Linked DNA regions of Homo sapiens: regions 2 and 3 are each linked to region 1. The links are chromatin contacts, found by Hi-C or POLR2A ChIA-PET in ENCODE. All regions are on one chromosome and are shown on one strand. The core of a region is the stretch at or near the end of the contact, and the rest is flanking DNA. Distances in the headings are between cores, read along the strand shown.

Evidence for each region. A loop is a pair of places that touch in the nucleus more often than their neighbours do. ChIA-PET counts read pairs that join two places held with the same protein, here RNA polymerase II (POLR2A). Pooled maps may share reads with other maps.
Region 2: a pooled map shows a loop between it and region 1 (5-fold over the local background). The contact joins the promoter of ATF3 here to the promoter of NEK2 in region 1. A Hi-C loop is called at or near these places in 1 of 37 single-sample maps with no recorded cell type and 9 of 50 pooled maps. POLR2A ChIA-PET finds 5 or more read pairs at or near these places in 3 of 52 experiments (Caco-2, H1 and WTC11).
Region 3: a map of CD8-positive, alpha-beta T cell shows a loop between it and region 1 (8-fold over the local background). The contact joins the enhancer-like site here to the promoter of NEK2 in region 1. A Hi-C loop is called at or near these places in 3 of 168 maps with a recorded cell type or tissue (CD4-positive, alpha-beta T cell, CD8-positive, alpha-beta T cell and naive thymus-derived CD4-positive, alpha-beta T cell), 1 of 37 single-sample maps with no recorded cell type and 10 of 50 pooled maps.

The regions. Positions count from the first base shown.
Region 1 is chr1:211,673,926-211,677,708 of GRCh38, forward strand. NEK2 (NIMA related kinase 2) reads right to left here and starts at 1,696. Exons shown (of 8, transcript NM_002497.4): 1 at 1,459-1,696; 2 at 371-588. The coding sequence starts at 1,554. NEK2-DT (NEK2 divergent transcript) reads left to right here and starts at 1,837. Exons shown (of 4, transcript NR_148994.1): 1 at 1,837-1,941; 2 at 3,142-3,229. RefSeq lists enhancers at 1,400-1,659, 1,682-1,976.
Region 2 is chr1:212,607,001-212,610,783 of GRCh38, forward strand. ATF3 (activating transcription factor 3) reads left to right here and starts at 1,761. Exons shown (of 4, transcript NM_001674.4): 1 at 1,761-1,930. RefSeq lists silencers at 1-32, 1,423-1,632, 2,253-2,392, 2,403-2,582 and enhancers at 429-1,386, 1,387-2,344, 2,083-2,142.
Region 3 is chr1:212,557,431-212,561,213 of GRCh38, forward strand. No RefSeq gene overlaps it. Among named protein-coding and RNA genes, the nearest start is that of LINC01740, 14 kb to the left of the region's middle. RefSeq lists enhancers at 1,060-1,797, 1,177-1,306, 1,807-1,946 and a silencer at 1,367-1,636. Within about 2 kb of position 1,606, at least 38 of the 41 ENCODE cell types and tissues checked have a DNase peak (open chromatin) inside an H3K27ac peak, as active enhancers do; they include CD4-positive, alpha-beta T cell and CD8-positive, alpha-beta T cell, where a contact is called at or near this core.

The sequences.
Region 1 (3,783 bases), core at 446-2,945:
GCAATCCTCTTGCCTTAGCCTCCCAAGTAGCTTGGACTACAGGCACATGTCACTATACCTGGCTAATTTTTGTAGAAACAGGGTCCCACTATGTTGCCCAGGCTGGTCTTGAAATCCTGGGCTCAAGTGATCCTCCCGCATCGGCCTCCCAAAGTGTTGGGATTACAGGTGTGAGCCACCACACTCAGCCTATAAATTGTTATTTTGATATAAAATATGGGTGTTGATTCACCAGGAATTTTCTAAAGTACTGTGGACCTACCAAACAAATACAAATACACTCTTCCATATTACTGATCCTAAAACAAGATGCTTAAAATAAATGAAACTAGACCAATTTCAGCTTACATTTTTAAAAGATTATGCTTACCTTTCCTTGGTTCCCTTTGTAATTACACTAGCCAGATCCCCTCCTTCACAATATTCCATTACAATGTACAGTGTTGTATTGGTCCGGTCAATAATCCGATCATAGTAACGAACGATGTTTGGATGTTTCAGTTCACGAAGCAAATTCACTTCAGAAACAAGCATCTGTTTCTCAGCTTCTGTCATGGAGCCATAGTCAAGTTCTTTCCAAACTAATATCTGAAATAAGAATTTCCAAGGTATGAATGAACTCATTATGCTCAAAAACAAAGAATGAAAGTTCCAAGATTTAACAAATTACCTCCCTTTTAATTATATCCTACAATCAAGGTCATTATCTAATTTAGTTCAATGAACTTAAGGAGCTGTGAGTTTACTTCCATAATCTTCCTCCAGTTCTAAGCAGTAAATGTATGTTGTGGGGAGACAAACGGGAATGAGGCACATGAGGACTCCCCCAACCCCTACCCTCAGTTGGTTAGTGGGAAGTTGGCTAAAAGGTACTATAGTCAAAATTGGGGTGAAGGTGGTCAAAGTCCCTGCCCCATTCCACCCCAGTCGTGTTTTCCCAGGATGAGACACCTTGGTAAAGATCCCTCCATCAGCAGCCAGGCAGTTTCCTGTCCAATGTTACTTTCTGTAAAAGTTCTACCTATATACATTGGGAAATATGAATCCAATAATCCTAATAATGGATATTTTGAGGGAGTCTGACTGCAGATACAAAGCTTCGGGTTCTGGTAGTCCTGCCCCTTTCTTGTGCCTGAGAGGGCCACTCTTAGAGCTCTAAAAACAGCTCAGGAATTAGTTACCTGTCACCAATGGAAGGTCCTTAGCAAGCCAAAGCAGGAGAAAGAGAGAAATGGGGAGAGAAACGGGAAAAGATGGAAATACATATATCAAAAGAAGCGGTCTCCCATCCTTTAAGCCACCCAGGACAGGCTGTCAGATGCAGACCCAGGAAAGACGGTTTAGTCTTCCGGGCACCCATTTCCTCAGCCCTGTCGGTTCCCTTCGGTGGCGCAGGGCGCTCGCCCCGAGGCGACGAAACCTAAGCAGGGGCAGGCGCAGGGTAGGTCCCACGCTCACCTTGCCATCACTCTTCCTCCGGATCTTCTGGCAGCGGCCGTAGGAGCCTGTGCCAATGGTGTACAACACTTCATAGTCCTCAGCCCGGGAAGGCATGGCCGGCCAGTCGCCAGAGTCGCGCTGCCTCACGCAGGTTGCGCCGCCAAGTGCGGAGCTCCAGGGACCAGGAACTCCAGGGACCTGGATGGAGAAGCCCCCGAGCAGCACTGACCCGCCACCCCTGCCTTGGGCCCCGTTTAACCGTCGCGGGCCCTGATCTCGCAGTCTATTGGCAGGCGGTGGGCCGCTTCGCCTCTCTCATTGGCTAAGAAGAACACAACAATACCCTAGGCATTTTGGGAAAAGTGTCACTAGGCAACCGCGTCGGCGTCTGCTTTTAACCTGTGGGAGAACCCGGCGAGCTAAGCCAAACGGAGGGCGGGAGAGAGGAAGCGGCAGCTGGCGCCTCTCGGCAACTCTAACCCTCTGATAGAGATCGCCAAGGTAACCGAGATCTAAGGTCCTCCCCTCAGGCTTCTTTGCACACCGCTTCCACCAGATGCCTTCTGACCTTTGCACTCTGGCCCCTCACACTACCTACTCTCCCCGGCACACGCATTCCTCGCTCAGGTTCCAGTACCCTGAACCTGGGTGGGGTCACGTTGAGGATATGCTGAGAGCTGAATACAAATTAGAAATACAGACTCCCGGGTGGGCGCGGTGACTCACGCTCGCCCGTAACCCTAGCACTTTGGGAAGCCGAGGTGGGTGGGTCGCTTGAGCCCAGGAGTTCAGACCAGCCTGGGCAACAGGGCAAACCTCGTCTCTACTGAAAATACGAAAATTAGGCCGGGCGCTGTGGCTCACGCCTATAATCCTAGCACTTTGGGAGGCCGAGGCGGGCGGATTGCTCGAGGCCAAGAGTTCAAGACCAGCCTGGCCAACATGGCGAAACCCCGTCTCTACTAAAAATGAAAAAAAAAAAAAAAAAAGTAACAGAGCATGGGGTTGCAGGCCTGTAATCCCAGCTTCTTGGGAGGCTGAGGCATGAGGAATTGCTTGAACCTGGGAGGCAGAGGTTACAGTGAGCCGTGCGCCACTGCACTCCAGCCTGGGCGACAGAGTGACACCCAGTCTCCAAAAAAAAAAAAAAAAGGAGAAATACTGTCGCTCTCCTACCAAGTACTTTACACGTCTTGTCCCGTTTATGTGTGCCAAATACACAATTAACCCTATCGACAATACTTCATTGAACACAGATTCTCTTTTACGCACCCACACACCAACGTTCTCAGCTTACCCAGCCAAATGAACAGCCCCATGTTTACCAGGGAAGGAGGACTTAGAGGCCTCCATCCAGGGCTTGTTAGAGGAATATGTAAATTACCAGAAAGCTAATAATTTGGAAATGCATGAACAGGCCAGTTTTCTTTAAATATCTGTTCAGCAAAGGATTAAAAGACACCTGATTTTCTATTAATAAGAATTTAAAAGCTCTTTATGTAAAAATAAGGGACTTATTACATGCCCTGAATATAACATAAGATAATTGGAATTGCCAACCAGGAGAATTTTTAAATTAACATTCAAGGGCACTGTCTTACCTCAGGGGAATAGGACCAATTTAGGTTTCAAAAGTTATGTAAGGCACTGCAAGTGGCTGTGTTAATTAGCATCATTTTTTTATTTTTGTGCCTCTTACAGATTGGTATCCATAGAGCTTGCTGTGGTTTGAATGTATCCCCCAAAGTTCATGTGTTGGAAACTATTCTTAATGCAAAAGTGTTAAGAGGTGAGACCTTTAAATTGATTGGGTTATGAGGGCTACCCCTCACGAATGGATTAACGTAATCACAGGAGTGGGTTATCTTGAGAGTCGGTTGGTTATAAAAATGAGTTTGGCTTTCCCTTGCTGTTTCTCTTACCATGTGATGCCTTCTGCTATTTTATGACCCAGAGAAAAGGCTGCTGCCAGATGCTACCCCTTGATCTTGGACTTCCTAGCTTCCAGAACCGTGAGCCAAATAAACTATTGTTTATAAATTGTCCAGTCTGTGGCATCCTATTATAGCAACATGAAACTGTATAAGACAGAGCCCTGGCCGGGCACGGTGGCTCACACCTGTAATCCCAGCACGTTGGGAGGTCAAGGCGGGTGGATTACGAGGTCAGGAGTTCAAGATCAGCCCGGCCAACATGGTGAACCCCGTCTCTACTAAAAATACAAAAATTAGACACAATGGCAGGCACCTGTAATCCCAGCTACTCGGGAGGCTGAGGCAGAAGAATCGCTTGAACCCAGGTGGCAGAGGTTGCAGTGAGTGGAGATCACACCACTGCACTCCA
Region 2 (3,783 bases), core at 511-3,010, 930 kb after region 1:
CGCCGCTGGAAATCGGTTCAGGTCCAGAGCAGGATCTCGGAGGATCCCGCGTGGAACTCCAGGGCTCCCGGGTCCGCCGGGGCGCAAAGACTTCCGAGGCCGCCCTCCGCGTGTTCCCAGGCCCGTGGAGAGGTGGGTGGTCTGAGTGAGGTCGGGCTTGGCGGCGAGGAACCCCGGTGGGGGGAACTGGGGACTTCAAGTGAGACCCAGGCTCCAGACACCTCTAGTTTCTACCCCAAATTACCAAACTGTGACCTTCGGCCGCCTCTCTCCCAGAGGCAGGTGGAAAGGAGCAGGTGTTTCTGCCCTTCACCGTGCCCCCACACCCTGCGGCCGCGCAGGTCTCCCTCCCAGGCAGGTGCGAAAGTCCCAGGCCACACTTGTGTCTACAAATAGTCATCCACGGGCAGTCAAGAAGGTTCCTTGGTTCTGCCGCTCTCTGAGCAGAAATTGTTGGGGTCGGGGAATAAGAACCAGGAAATCGTTTTTAAGGTTCAAACCCAGTTCTGCTGAGGTCTCAGCTCGAATCTCGGACCACGGGGCCCCGCCTTTCCCGCCACCCTGGCTTGAGGGCAGAGGGGATTTCTGCTGCGGGTTCCGCCTGTGGTCATTGCGTCCCCATTCCGGGCCGTCCGGTCCCAGTCCAATCGGCTCTGGGAGCAGAAGAACACGTGAAAGCTGAACATGGGTTTTCCCTAAATATTGCCTGAGAGCGGGGCGACCCCCAGGCCTGGGCAGGTTCGCGGACCCCAAAGCACCTTCTCTTTCCCCCTCCTCCTGGCCGCTGGCTTCCGCCCCCTCCTACCCTCCCACCGGGTTGCCTCTGATTCCTCCTGGACTCCGATCTTTTCACGCTCTTGTTGGTTTCACTGACATGTTCTTGTCAATTTCAAACGCTTTGTGATTGTAAAAAAAAAAAAATCGAACCGATACGGTCCTACCACTCGCCCTAGTTTCGGAGCCCGGAGCTGTCCTGCGTGTGCGTCCATGTGGAGTGTCCGGGGCTGCGGGCTCGGGCGCACGGTGCCAGCCGAGGGCTGCCCTCCGCTTTTGTGTTAACCGGCGGGCTTCTCGCGGTCCCCGCCGCAGAGGTCACACCCGGCGGGTAACGGCGTGGATACACCGAAGGGTGACTTTGGACACCTTCCCCACACCACAGACTAACGCTTCTGCCCCTACTCCGCCCCTGCTAGAGAAGTAGGAGGCCAGTGGGGGAGGGGGTATTTTCCTGAAGCTCCAGAAAATGACCACGCATTTTAGAGAAAGGTCGTGCCCGCTTCCCAGCCTCACCTAGTCTGGGCTGGGGCCGGGACCCGCCTCCCCACCTTCCCCGCCCCCCCCGCTCTTCAACCTAGCGGAGGGACAGATGCCAGCGCGGTGGAGTCATGCCGCTGGCTTGGGCACCATTGGTCATGCCTGGAACACGCAGCAGCGAGTACGCACATCTGGCGGCTATCCCGGGCGGCTCCGGTCCTGATATGGAGAGAGAGGGCGGGCTGGTGTGTGTCTCAGTGAGCGAGGCTGGGGGAACGCGCCTGGGCTGGCTCCTCCCCGAACTTGCATCACCAGTGCCCCCTCTCTCCACCCGCCTTCGGCCCCGCCTTGGCCCCTCCTCCACCCCCCTTCCTCCGCTCCGTTCGGCCGGTTCTCCCGGGAAGCTATTAATAGCATTACGTCAGCCTGGGACTGGCAACACGGAGTAAACGACCGCGCCGCCAGCCTGAGGGCTATAAAAGGGGTGATGCAACGCTCTCCAAGCCACAGTCGCACGCAGCCAGGCGCGCACTGCACAGCTCTCTTCTCTCGCCGCCGCCCGAGCGCACCCTTCAGCCCGCGCGCCGGCCGTGAGTCCTCGGTGCTCGCCCGCCGGCCAGACAAACAGCCCGCCCGACCCCGTCCCGACCCTGGCCGCCCCGAGCGGAGCCTGGAGGTGAGCGCTGGAAGCCGAGGGAGTGAGCGCGACGAGGGCTGCTCGCCTTCATTCCCTTCGCGCCCCTCTAAGTAACCAGTCCGCCGACCCCTGACCCACCCCGGATCCGCGCCCCCAGCCTCCGGCTTGGAAATAACTCTGGCTTAAACTTCTTCTAAGCCACCGCTGCTCCTCGGCGCTTCGAAAAGTTTCCCGCAAAGCGAAAGAACTAACTTTCTCTTTTGACTTGGGGCGCGAAAGGTTCCTGGTGACGGAGGTCGGGCGTCCACTCTGCCGCCAGCCTCGAGCGCCGCTTCTCTCCGCCGACGGCGCTGGCTTGCCCGGCTGGGAGAGGGCGTAAGGTGGGTGGGCGGGTGCGTTGGGGTGTCCGAGGCTGCCTCGCTCGCCGTCCCGCTCCATCCCTCGCTTCGAGACACGGCACTGTGGGAGCCGATCCTTCCCGGGTGGGGGGGGGGGGGCGCAGAGAGGCACGAAGGCCGGAGGCTTGCGGGAGGGCTGCCCCACGCGCCGAGAGGAATGAATGGGGAAGGGGCGAGAGGGCGGGAGGCGTCCCGGGCGCGGCCGCTGGGGGTCGCCCTGGGTACCCCGCAGCACTGGCGGCAGGACCGTGAAGGCAACCCCGAGAAAAAGTTAGCTGGGATAAGCTTGGAAGTGGCGAGCGCTGGTGTCGCGCTGTCCCGGGGCGGAAGACGGGGAGGGCTCCCGGCAACGGCTGGTGTCCGGACCCCGAGCCCGGGACTCCCACACACCTGGGACTCTCACTCTGGCTTTTCCTTCGGCGGGTCCGCGGGAGACCCACCGTGGCGGGGAAGCGAGGGTGTGGAGCCACTTGTGCAGATATTTGAGAGAATGGCTTTGTGGTCTAGTGCCAGGACTCTGAGCGCTTACACTGCAATCGATGTCGTTGGGCCTCAGTATGCGGAGCCGGGAAATAAGGGCACATGGGCAGTACCGGCCCCCTCTGCGTGTTGGAGGGCACAATGCAGTGGTTGGACCAGATAACTACTAAGGTCCTTTCTGTCTGGAGATTTTCAGATTTTGGAGTGGTGTAGTGGGGAGAAAAGGAGCCAGTGAGGGGACTTGAATGGGGTGGGTCTCTATCTAATGTCATTCACCAGTGTCCAGACAGTGGGGGAAAGGGGACTTTTCTGCAGGGCATCTTTTCCCTCACCAGCTTTCTTTCCACTGGATTCGTTCTCCTTCTCTGCTCCCCCCACTCCCATTTTCATTTCTCATCTACTTCCTTTCCTCCTAAACATTTTCTTTTCCCTAATTTCATTGCATAGGTCACATATGCTTTCTTACAAATAAAATAGTTACTAAATCCTTGATGAACCCAGAAAGAAAAGGAGAGCCAGAAAATCTGGATGTTCTCTCAGTGTACCCCTTTCGTTGTAGGTGACAGTCATATCTTCTGTTCGAAGTTTCTGTCTCTGTAACTTAAAGTGAAGGCAAAAAATTGGTATTACTGTCCCCATTGTTTTGCAGTTAGCATTGGTTGTAGAATAATGCTACAACATACAGGCTCCTGCTTTGAGGATATCCTGGGCAAAGATGGGATGGGGTGAGGATTGCAGTTACTGTCGGAATGGTTTCAGAGACAGCAAAGAAGGCAGCACCCCACGCCCGCAGTGGGGATAAGATACAGCACCCAGCATCTGTGGCAGTGATGGGAGCCTTCTTTTTCTCTCTCTCTTCCTCCTTGCCCTTTAGCCATTATAGAATTCCTTTTTCTCCATGGCCGTTTTCTTCGATAGCCCCTCCCTATCTCAGTCCTGTCAAAGTCTCCTCTGTGATTGGTACCAGGTGCCAGGACTCTTGACCCCTTATCTACCTGGCTAATGGCTCTGTTC
Region 3 (3,783 bases), core at 356-2,855, 880 kb after region 1:
CAAAGTGCAATAAAGTGAGACACAATAAAATGAGGTATGCCTGTATATCCTATTGGTACTGTTTCTCTGGAGAATCCTAATACAACCTGCTTTCAAATCAATTTAAGACCCTCCCCCCATAAGCATTACATTGAGGAAAATGTGGTTGCAACTTTGTCCTACAAATTAGGACAAAGAGACCTTTGTTGCCATATAACAATATTAAAAAACCAGTATGCCTACCTCTGGATGTATTTGCTACAAATACCAGTATTAGATTGTAATTGCCAATCCTTTAAAACCAGTTTTAAGATGGATATAAAGCCCTAAAAATCTTGCAGCTTCCACATGCACATCTGAAAAACTTCCAATTTACAAAGGACATTGTGGTATTTTTGGAAAACAAAGGAAAATGACACATACTAATTTCTGTCATTTATTCACGTCATAATCCCCAAAGCTACCTTTATTCCACGACTCTTTCCACCATTTTCCTACAGTCAGCTTTTTTTAAGGCTATAGCCTTTAAAAACTTGAAACAGAAAATTTTAAGGATGCAACCATTAGAAAATGTTCCCATACTACCATTTAACATTCCCCATTTATCATTATGTTTACTATCGTGTAATTTCCAACATAATATTATGAGGTCAAAGGCTCTACGAACGCCGTTTTACAATCTACCTAGGGAGGCAATGGCTGTGAAACACACCACACCAATGACAGGAATGCGGGTCACTGTGACACAACGGATCCCTCTGCAAAGTCAAAGCTAAGAGTTCACTTTACGCTGACGGAGCTTCTTTCCAGGACCCCCACCCCCACCCAAGGACAGGAGAGTGTCGATTTCCCAAGGTGTCTGGCACTGCTTCTTGAAAACGCAGCTCTCATCTGGTTCCTGGAAGGTCATACTGGTTCGCGCAGGGCTCGGGACGGGGCGCTTGGCTTCTGAGGCACCCGCGCTGGCTCCTCACCCGGTGACCTTCAGGCCTCTGCGCTTGGCCTGACCCTAGAAGGGCCACCGCCCTTCACAGCGGGCGGGCACCGTCCCTCCCACGGCCCCGCCGACTGCTGACGCGGTGGCCCCAAGGGTCCAGGCCCGCACTTGCCCCACTCCCGCGGCGCCGTCCCCCATAGTCGGTCCCCGAGGGCCGCGCCCAGCTCCTGCTCGGATTTCAGCCCGCACCGCACCCCAGCCGCCAGGGAACCTTCCAGAACCCTGCCCCTCTGGCTTTCTCCCGAAAGCCCAGGGTCGCCGTCCAGGAAGAAACTTCGATTCATTTATTGAGCGCCGACTGTGTCCAAGGCCGAGGGAGGGGCGGGGTTTCCACGCGGGGAGACCCCCTAGGTTCTCGCCTCGGTAAGCGCCCGCGTTCCAGCACCTCGAGTCGCCCGCGGGCCCCCACCCCTCGGGCCGGGCCCGGTCCTCGAGGAAAACCCACGGCGGGGCAGGAAGGAACGAGGAGAGCCACGCTCCTTGCCCGCCTCGTCCCCTCCACTCCCCTTCACCTCACGGGACCCCAGGGAAGCCGCCGGAGCTAAAATTAGCAACCCGCGCAGCGCGCGCTCACGTGCGCGCGGCCCGGCGGGGGCGGGGAGCAAGGGGCGCGGTCCGGGTGAGTCACCGGCCCCGCCCCACTCGCCAAGAACGCGCTGACGTCAGCCGCTTCCCCGAAGGGTGACGTAAGCGCGCCACGGGGAGGCCGAGGCAGCTGATAGAATGTTCTGAGTTTCGATGCCTTAAAGGGACCAGGCCTGGGATCGTGAAACATCTGGGGAAACGACTCCACTCACTCACCTGCAGACTGAGAGCCCATCTTGTACCGTGTTATACTTTAAGAGAGTTGACTGTTGAGATGATGATGAAAACGGAAGAACAACTGAGCCTAGTTGGAGGCTCTTTGAAGTCCCAGAACCTCCTCCTGGAAGCCCTCTTTGGTTAACCAGATGGACATCTCAGTTGCCCTCTGAGCCTGAACCAAGTGTCAGGAAGAGTTTTCTATGGCCCTTGACTCCTTAACTCTTTGCTTATAGCGTCTCTGCTCTCTGATGCCTCTGCTGTCAGAGAAAGGCTGTGGTTTAAATATTTATTTATGAATCCATCAGCTTGGGCCAACTAGGTCCATTTATCACCGTTTTGACTGTGTCTAAACTGTCATTAGTGGTGTGACTAGAAACCAGTTAATTTCGCTGGGTGGTAAATTCGTGGACTGATCTCCAAACCCTCCTACTGTGCTAATGTTGCCAATGGAAGTTTCCAGAGGCCAGGATCCCTGGCCAACACGTGATCGTAAACAACATCAGGGCCTCACAGGGAACTCACAATTTACTGAGGTTTGCTCTGTGCCAGGTGTTTTCATGATCCTCCATCCCCTTGTCGTTTAGTCCTCTTCTCTGAGTCCTCCCCATTTTACTGATGAGGACGGAAATCGAGGCACACGATTAAGCGTTTCCCTGGGTCACACAGCTAATGAATGGCGAGCTGGAAGTCAGTCCCAGGTCATCAGACTCCGAAGTCCATGGTTTTGGTGATGAAGGTGGGCTGTGAAATGTGTGTCTTATTCTATGCATGTGAGTCCGCTGGAACCAACTTTTCCACTTGGAACACAATCTCAGTGCCTTTCAGCAGGTAACCGGCGCCAGACCAGATCTCCAGAGATGGAGGTGGTCGGCCTCAGGGCCCAGCCATGAGAAGGTGTATGAGGAGGCATCGCATCAGGCGCCCACCCTGTGCTTGCAGGGCCTGACCATGAGCGCCGCCTTCAGTTTTACACCTTAGGCACCCCACTTGGCTCCCCTTCGTCCCAGCCCTGCCAGACCCACCCTTGACTCTGTGTTTCCTTTCTGGAAACTCGAGAGGCCATTTCTACTTAAAGAGTCCTCACCTGGCCTACCAGCGACCAGATCTGCCCAAGTGCAGAAGAAACACTTGGTTATCTCCTCTTTCATCGTCCCCGCTCGAGCATAAAACAACAGAAAGTTTCCTATCGGAACAGCATGCTTGTGCCAAAAACAAATTAGAAACAACAACAACTTCTCAAAATTTTGAGCAAAATGATGGTGACCGTGTTCTGGAAATGGAGCAAAGTGAGTGAGCCACTGTCACTGTTACATCTGACAATCACTACTGGTACTTGGCTAAATATTGCAGCCACCTCTTCAGGCTACACATGTCAGGTGTACCAGAAGCACCTTCCGCCTCCAGCTCACTTCTGGGAGATATTTAGAGCTGACTCCTCTCCCCTCCCCAGTCTCCAGCCACCAGCAAGCTCTCTCCTTGGTGTCCCCAGCTCCTGCCCCTCATGCTGATAGAAGCATTGCCCGCTGTTCTTCCTGTTCTTACAGGTTTCCTAGTGCCTGTGACCAAACACCTTGTGTGTGCTCCCCAGGAGAGAAAACCGCTAGCAGCCTCAGGTATTGTTGGGGGTGGGGAGGATGGGGGTTCTGTGGGGACAGGAACTTCTTCCTCTGTATTGGGGGTGGACACACACACGGAAACTTAGAGCGGTGTACTACCTCCAGGCCAACCAGGCAAGTCCCTGTTTTATAACTAAGGTCTAGGTGAGGTGGCCTGCCCGGGGTCCCATGGCCTGTTAGGGGTAGAGATTTCTAGTCACTTGACTTCCAGCCTGCTTCTTTTCCATGGATCACACACACACTACTGTTACAAGACACAGGTAGGACAAAGGGCATGAACATGCATGGCAAAATGAACATGCACGGCAAATGGGAACATGTCATATATACAATGGAAGGGAAGACAAATGACATGAAGTAAATATAGACATGAAATCATAGGGAAGA